Linked DNA regions of Mus musculus: region 2 is linked to region 1. The links are chromatin contacts, found by Hi-C in ENCODE. All regions are on one chromosome and are shown on one strand. The core of a region is the stretch at or near the end of the contact, and the rest is flanking DNA. Distances in the headings are between cores, read along the strand shown.

What was found. A loop is a pair of places that touch in the nucleus more often than their neighbours do.
Region 2: a loop to region 1 is called in a map of T-helper 17 cell, with 6 times the contacts of the local background. The contact joins the promoter of Ldha here to the promoter of Tulp2 in region 1. A Hi-C loop is called at or near these places in 2 of 37 maps with a recorded cell type or tissue (T-helper 17 cell and regulatory T cell).

The regions. Positions count from the first base shown.
Region 1 is chr7:45,511,451-45,515,500 of GRCm38, forward strand. Tulp2 (tubby-like protein 2) reads left to right here and starts at 2,256. Exons shown (of 13, transcript NM_008807.3): 1 at 2,256-2,337; 2 at 2,721-2,753; 3 at 3,205-3,256; 4 at 3,968-4,050. The coding sequence starts at 2,303.
Region 2 is chr7:46,844,090-46,848,139 of GRCm38, forward strand. Ldha (lactate dehydrogenase A) reads left to right here and starts at 1,715. Exons shown (of 8, transcript NM_010699.2): 1 at 1,715-1,828; 2 at 3,507-3,656. The coding sequence starts at 3,531.

The DNA.
Region 1 (4,050 bases), core at 1,006-3,505:
CCCAGAAGATGTCACCTCAATGGTGCTGGTCTCTTCTTAATCACAGATAACTTTTTAGCTCCAGCTAACAAGCATCAATAGTCCCAGTAATGCAAAGTTTTCGCTTTAGTAGTTCTGGTATCTTGTTAATCACAGCTGATTCTTCAGCCCCAGCTAACCAGAACCACAGAAGCTTCACAATCAAAATAGCAGTGGCCCTGATAAGAGTCTTTAATTTTCCCTCTGAAATTTCACAAGCCAGGCCTCCATCTTCTGCACTATTCTCAACATTATCTTCCAAGCTCCTACACAACATCTCACAGAGCTCTTAACACTGAATGGATCTTCTGGCCCAAAGTTCCAAAGTCCTTCCACAGTCTTTTCCAAAACATGGTCAGGTTGTCACAGGAATACCCCACTCCTGGTACCAATTTGTCTTAGTCAGAGTTTCTATTCCTGGACAAAACATCATGACCAAGAAGCAAGTTGGGGAGGAAAGGGTTTATTCAGCTTACACTTTCCACATTGCTGTTGATCACCAAAGGATGTCAAGACTGGAACTCAAACAGGTCAGGGAGCAGGAGCTGATGCAGAGGCCATGGAGGGATGTTACTTACTGGCTTGCCTCCCCTGGCTTGCTCAGCCTGCTCTCTTATAGAACCAAGACTACCAGCCCAGAGATTGCATCACCTGCAAGGGGACCTCCCCCCTTGATCACTAGTTGAGAAAATGCCTTACAGCTGGATCTCATGGAGGCATCTCCCTAACTGAAGCTCCTTTGTCTGTGATAACTCCAGCATGTTTCAAGTTGATACAAAACTAGCCAGTACAATATCTAACATTCAAAACTACTCACAGGAAAAAGAGGGAAAAAAAAAACTTTTTTTTTTTTTGAAAATGAAGTTTTCCCCACATAGTGGTCTCTTAAGCATATTCTCTGAATATGTGGTGTGCTAGCTGGATATCTTTTGGCATAATTGTTACACACTTGGCATGGGGAGCACACACATTGGTATTTTCAAAAAGGCCAACCAGATAGGTCTCCCTAGCCTCCTGCAAAGCACTAATACCTGCACTCTGGAAGTGCAGGTCTGTTTTGAAGTCCTGAGCAGTTTCTCACCCCAGACTTTGGAAGGAGCATATGGGTAGTTCTCCACTTTTGTGTGTGTGTATGTGTGTGTGTGTGTGTGTGTGTGTGTGTGTGTGTGTGTGTGTGTGAATTTTAAAAATAGATGCAAGATATAAAGCATTAATGCAAGCAAAATATTTCAGTGAACACATTTCAACACTTCAACTTTATGACAATTATAAATAAATCTGTTAAAATTTTCTGGACAATTCCAGCATTAGATTTTTTTAAAAAATTTATTTATTTACTTAATTTATCTGAGTACACTGTCGCTGTCTTCAGACACTCCAGAAGAGGGCATCAGATCCCATTGTGAGCCATTATGAGGTTGCTGGGATTTGAACTCAGGAGGAGGAGCAGTCAGTGCTCTTAACCATTGAGCCATCTCTCCAGCCCCCTCGATTTGTTAAAAAAAAAAAAAAAAAGTTTTTGTATTGACGGCAACTAAATGGTATTGGTAGCATTTTTATCATACAGTAGATTCTATCCGTTCACTATATGTTGACTGTCTTCTGTGCTGATCCTGTTAGTTTGCTATTAAAATACATAATAAAAAAGAGTAAATTACCAAGACTGCCAGCCCCCCCTCCTTCTTTAAGATTTTATTTATTTTATGTTAGTACACTGTCATTGTCTTCAGAGACACCAGATCCCATTACAGATGGTTGTGAGCCACCATGTGGTTCCTGGGAATTGAACTCAGGACCTCTGAAAGAGCAGTCAGTGCTTTTTTCTTGGTTTTTTGAGACAGGGTTTCCCTGTGTAGCCCTGGCTGTCCTGGAACTCACTCTGTAGACCAGGCTAGTCTCGAACTCAGAAATCTGCCTGCCTCTGCCTCCCGAGTGTTGGGATTAAAGGCATGTGCCACCACGCCCAGCTCAGTCAGTGCTCTTAACCGCTGAGCCATTTCCCCAGCCCCCTCTGTTTTTATATAACTGATTTATTTATTTTCTGAAGTGCCTTTATAGATTCTAAGCTCTAACTTCCAAGCAGCTGTCCCCACCTCCCAAGTGCTGGAACTACAGGCACTGGCCCCTGGGCATTGAGCTTGTTCATTTCTTAAGTACTCTCCCTAGAGAGCTATATAGCCAGCCTGGGTCCCTTTAAGGAATGTTGACTCTTGGTTCCAATTCAGAATCCCCAGAACAAGGGATCCGCCTGCCCCAGTGCCCTGGGAGCATTACTCTGTTGGACATGGACCGTGAGGGGCCAAGAGGGCCAAGAAGTGGGCAAGTGCCTGTGGGAACCCCTTTCAGAGAAAGGGTCCAGATAAGTTTAGAGTACAGGCTTCACTGTTAGGCCGTGAGATGACCAAGTTGTCTCCAGGGAGGGTGGACGCCTCTGAGATTGCAGATAGGTGGACTCCGAGGGTTTGGGATTTGTGGCCCTAAGCCTCCAGTCCCCAAAACTCAGGAACAGGACAAGCCTTGGCTAGGTATTTGGTGGAGAGCTGGATTGTTGTGCTTAAAGCTCTCTACACAAGCTGCTAACTCGCAGGGAGGAGCTGGGATTTGGGTTGCTAAGGCCAATGAAGGCCGAGGTCAGGTAGTAGAGGGTGGTCTCTTTTGAGATGTGGGGTCTAGATCTTGATTGTGCCTTCCTAATCCTCTAGAGCGTCTCAGGAGAATGAACAGTGGAAGAAAGAGTGAGTGGGGAAACCTAAGGGGCAGTGTGTTCACGGGAGAGGAAGGACTTAGGCGCGCACCGTAGGGATCCGCCCAGCTTGGGGGTCCGCCCAGCTTGGGACTCCATTTTCAGGCTCACCACCATCAACTTTGTAGGAATGTGAGGGGGGGGGGTGCCTGGACGGTTCTGTCCTTTTGAAATAGGTACAGATGAAAACACTTAGGTCTGTGAGAGGAAGGAGCTAAGGACCTCTGAGTCTCCCATGCTGGCAAAAACCTGGCATCTCAGCTAGGGTCCTAAAATGGGGAGGGGCCCTGGGAGAAAAAGCAGATAAATGGCCTAAAAAGTTCAGGTCCCTTGCCTACTGTGACATCACAGGTGCTCAGAACCCAAATTGGTCAAGGGGCGGGGGCTCTTGAACAGGCGAGCTGCCCTTGCTAGTTGTGGCCACTAGTTTGTGTTTCTCTCAGGACCCTGGAGGATGAATTCTCTGGCGTGAGGCTGCAGAAGCTAGAACAACAGGTACGGCCTGGAACCCCACGCTTCCATCTTCCCAACCAACCTTTCCAGAAGGTTGCTCAGAGTCCCCAATCATGTGTTCGTTTTCTCTGAACTTCGGGTTCTCTCATTAAGAAATAAGAAAAAAATAGGAATTCAGCTTTATTTTGAGACAGGACTTTGCGGCCTGGCCCTGGCTCTCAAACGTGCAGCTTGAGTGCTAGAGTTACAGTGAGCCTTCCAGTTTATTGTGTTTGTTTATTTTTGGTTTTAAATTACATTCATTTGGGGTAGAGTACACGAACCCCATGGCATGTGTGTGGAGACAACTTGCAGGGGCAGGTTCTTTCCTGTGACAACATTAGGACTCGAACTCAGCTGGTGACGATAAGATGGCTCGCCCATTTACCAACCTAGCCCTCTCTCGGGCCTAATTAGTCATTTTCTGAGATGGCCTTACTCTGTAGTCTTTATACCGGCCTTTGTATTTTGAAACAGGGACTAAGTTGTGAGTCTGGAAATTGCAACCCTCAAGCCTCTGCCAGAATGGCTGAGGAAAAATTTTAAGGAATAAAAGTTCTAGAGTCTTTGGAGGAGGAGGTGAAAGTAGACCAGATCTGACAGGACAGGACTGGAGGGACTGGATACCTGGGCCTCCTGTGGAGGAAGGGTACCCGGACTCTCCCAGGCCAACCTCCCCCCTGTCTGTGTCTGGTTTCCTCCTTGCTTCTGCAGCGACAGCTATTTGAGAAGAAGCAGCGCAGGAAACGCCAGGAGCCCCTCATGGTTCAGGCCAATCCTGATGCTACCCTGAGGCA
Region 2 (4,050 bases), core at 465-2,964, 1.3 Mb after region 1:
TGCTGAGAGGAAGGAGGCCTATCTGTGTTCTGCATGGGGTCCAGAGTCCTACTCCTTACCTGTGAGGGGGTCCCTGAAGGGTGCACAGGCCACAGTATAGGGTGATGAAAAGAGGGAGTTTCCATTCTGTGGGTATATGGGTCTAAGGGAAGGGAAGAAACAGTATCCCTTCCCAGAATCCTTCTGGGGTCAAAGGAGCTTGTGTGCACATGAGGTTTCCACACGTGTGTTTTCCGCACAAAGCAATTTCCTAGCAGATGAACCTGGCCTGGGCATCTGATAACCCAGTTTACATTCTGCTTAGAGCACTGTATTCCACAGGTTAATAGTTCAGTCCCATGGGACTGCCCCCAATCTAAGACCATAAGCACAAGTAGTTACTACATCTCCACCTGTGCTTCCCCCTCACCACTCTACACTGAGGTATCCACAAGGCTCTCCTCTTCCTCTTGCTTGCTACTTGCTCTGGTGTCTCTTAGAACTCACCTTCACTTTTTTCTTTTAAAAAGTTAAATTTCATTTCTCTTGTTCTGACTTTTTTAAAAAAATAATTTTAACTATATATAGGGGGAGAGAGACTCTATGAAGGTCAAGAGGGTATTGGAACCTCTGGATCTGGAGTTACAAGCTTTTGTGATATTAATGGCAGAGCCATCTCTCCAGGTCCAACTGTTTGACTTTTTAATTTTTTTAAATTTGCGCTCTGCTGAGGGACTCAGGCCTTGGTGTATGCAAGACAAGTGTCCCTGTCCTGGCCACACTCCTAGCCTGTTGTTTGTTATAAAAGAGATCACAAGGGATACAGACAAGCGAAAATAAGGGGGGGCTGTGAGCTTCATTCCCTCTCACATGATCCCTGCATATCCAGCACCCTGCAACCAGCTTGTTCAAATCTTGCTCAAGACTGTAATAGACCTTAATCTGCAGTGAACACATCCCTTCCGGGGAGATGGGTGAGCAGGGTTGAAAGTCACAGTTCTTCCCATCACTAAGGAAATCAAAGCAGTTGCAAACTCCATTTCACATCCTATCAGTGGTGGAGTACCTTAAGATTCACATACGGTTGATCGGGAGCTGGGAGAGGAACAGGAACTGGCCTCACAGCTTAATGAGACCTCTAGAAAGACGTTTAAAGGCAGAGGGGGTGTGTGAAAACAAGCAAGGGCCCTGATACTCCTTGGTAAGGCTAAACACAAATGCCTGCGGGATGGCATGGGAGAGGGCAGATATGGATGTAAGCTGGCAAGCCATCAGAAGCTGAGCCGCACCCCCCTCCCCCCATGGTTTGGGAGATGGAAGTGGGGCAGGAGAAAGGCCCATCTGATAGGCTGCTATGGCGGATAGACCGGCACGGTGCTGGCATGTGCTTTCACACAATATTTACTGAAGGCCTGTTGCTTGCCAGGAGTTGTTCCCGGCGCCGGGAACAGCAATGAAGAAAGTGACCAGGGTTTTTTCTGAGTCTCACAAGTTTTCCGGTGAAGGAGGCGGAGGATCGATGCATTTCGGGCTCCTGCTTCTGAGGCTGAGGAGCATGTCGGGTTGGCCTTTCTTTGGGGTGTCGCAGCACACGTGGAGCCACTCTTGCAGGGACATCGTGCTGCGCGCGCCGCCCCGGTCTCGGTGGCGCCTAGCCCGGCTGGACGCCCGCCCCCGGCCCAGCCTACACGTGGGTTCCCGCACGTCCGCTGGGCTCCCACTCTGACGTCAGCGCGGAGCTTCCATTTAAGGCCCCGCCCGCGTGCTGCTCTGCGTGCTGGAGCCACTGTCGCCGAGCTCGGGCCACGCTGCTTCTCCTCGCCAGTCGCCCCCCCATCGTGCACTAGCGGTACGGTTGGGCCCCACGCTGCCGGCACAGGGGGTCCCTATCCGGGGTGGAGGTGCAGGGTGTTCAGATTTGGGCACGCGTGGGCTACTGTGCTTTGGGGAACTGAGCAGGCGGCCCCACCCAGCCTGGGGCGGCGAGACCCGTGTAAAGAGGACTAAGGGGTGGCTGGCCTGAAGGTTGGGAGCCACCGAACGGGGGCGAGGGAGCGGTGCGAAACTTGAGCTCCCGTAACTCGAGCCCATGGGGGCCGAAAAAGCCTTGGCACGTCCGGGGCGGGTGCTTCGGAGCAGCCGTGCGGTTTGCATTTTCCTTTGCGTGGGCTCGGTGGAGTGGTTGTTTCCTGCAGATTATAGGGCGCTCTTGCCCTAAACGCATTTTGTTAAGAGGCTCGCTCCTGGTGTGACTGGGGATCGTGCTAAGCGCGCTGCGTGCGGAGAGGAAGCGGGAAGAGTCGCAGTCCTTCCTCTGCACCCTAGACGGAAGGAGGAAACCTGTAGCTGAGAGGCCTGCGACACCCATCGGGTCGTAGGTGGGAAGTAGAGGCACCCTGTCCTAATAGAGCACAGACTTGAGGTTTGCGTGAAGTAGATTCTCTGAGGGAAGAGCCCCACGCCCTGCCCCCAGTCAGCAGAGACCTCACAAGGCTGTCTAGAAATAGCAGCGGTTGTAAGGAGACCGGATTCCTGCTTGATGGCCCTAGGCTGCTTGCCCAGAGATCTTGTCCAGTCCTTTTGCACTTTGGAACGATTTCAAAAATAGACATGGTGCTTGCTGGGAAAGGTGGCCATCGCGGGGGTGGGAGTGGGCTCCAGGCCTCAGGCCCTCCGCAATTGTATCCCCATTTTGGAACTGAAGAAATTTCCCTTAGCGGCCACATCCTGGGTAATGAGGCCCCGCCCTGGTGGGTGAAGGCCCTAATCCTGTTAGTGGCATTTGAGATCTCACTCTGGCACCAGGCTAAGGTGGCTGCCAGCTCCACTTCACCGCGCTTGTGCTTTGGGCTCTAGTAAGGGCCAAACTTTGACGCCGAACTGCCTGCCAGAGGTCTCATCCATGGCCAGCAGTCGCTAGACCTATATATATGACACCTGATTCTGAAATTGCGCACGCGCACTGCCTTCCCCCGCCTGCCAGTCTTCTGGATCTGGGCTGGTCATACAACTTGGGTTCTTGCGGGGGTGGGGGGGTTAGGAAGGAAGCTTGCGCGTGCGCAGGCTTAAGCACGTTGCTATGCCTTGGGGTCGCACCTTGTGGCCGTTATTGGCGCCCTCTGCTCTTGATTTTTGGTACTTCCTGGAGCAACTTGGCGCTCTACTTGCTGTAGGGCTCTGGGTGATGGGAGAAGAGCGGGAGGGCAGCTTTCTAACCATATAAGAGGAGATACCATCCCCTTTTGGGGTTCATCAAGATGAGTAAGTCCTCAGGCGGCTACACGTACACGGAGACCTCGGTATTATTTTTCCATTTCAAGGTGAGAGCCTTCCTGGTGAGAGCCAGACCACACCCTGGCGCTGGCTATTCTTGGTTTTCCACTTCTGTTCTTTGTCACATTGTCACTTAATGGAAAAGGAGTCCAAAGGTAGCAAAGTCAGCGTTTTTTTTTTTTTTTTTTTAAATACAGGGACTTGGTGAGTATACCTTGGGCAGGTTACAATGACACACGGTGTATACCCCTTAGGTCTCAAAAGATTCAAAGTCCAAGATGGCAACCCTCAAGGACCAGCTGATTGTGAATCTTCTTAAGGAAGAGCAGGCTCCCCAGAACAAGATTACAGTTGTTGGGGTTGGTGCTGTTGGCATGGCTTGTGCCATCAGTATCTTAATGAAGGTAAGTGGAGATCCTTCATGGCCCAAGCCTATGGGTGGGGTGTGGGGGAGAGGACATCCCTACATTGTCACATTGTATGTAAAACTATCAAGGTTTGCACACACTCAGTCATCTGTGAAACATTTTGCAACATAATGATACACAAGAAAGGGATTATCCAAAGTAACTGACAGCCGGGCGCCTTTAATCCTCGCACTTGCGAGGCAGAGGCAGGTGGATTTCTGAGTTCGAGGCCAGCCTGGTCTACAAAGTGAGTTCCAGGACAGCCAGGGCTGTCTCCAAAAATAAAATAAAATAAAATAAAATAAACCACCAAAGTAACAGCGTCAAAGTATATACCTTTTCTTCTACTTTCTCAGTTACATGAACCTAGGGCCTCCAACATGCTAGGTAA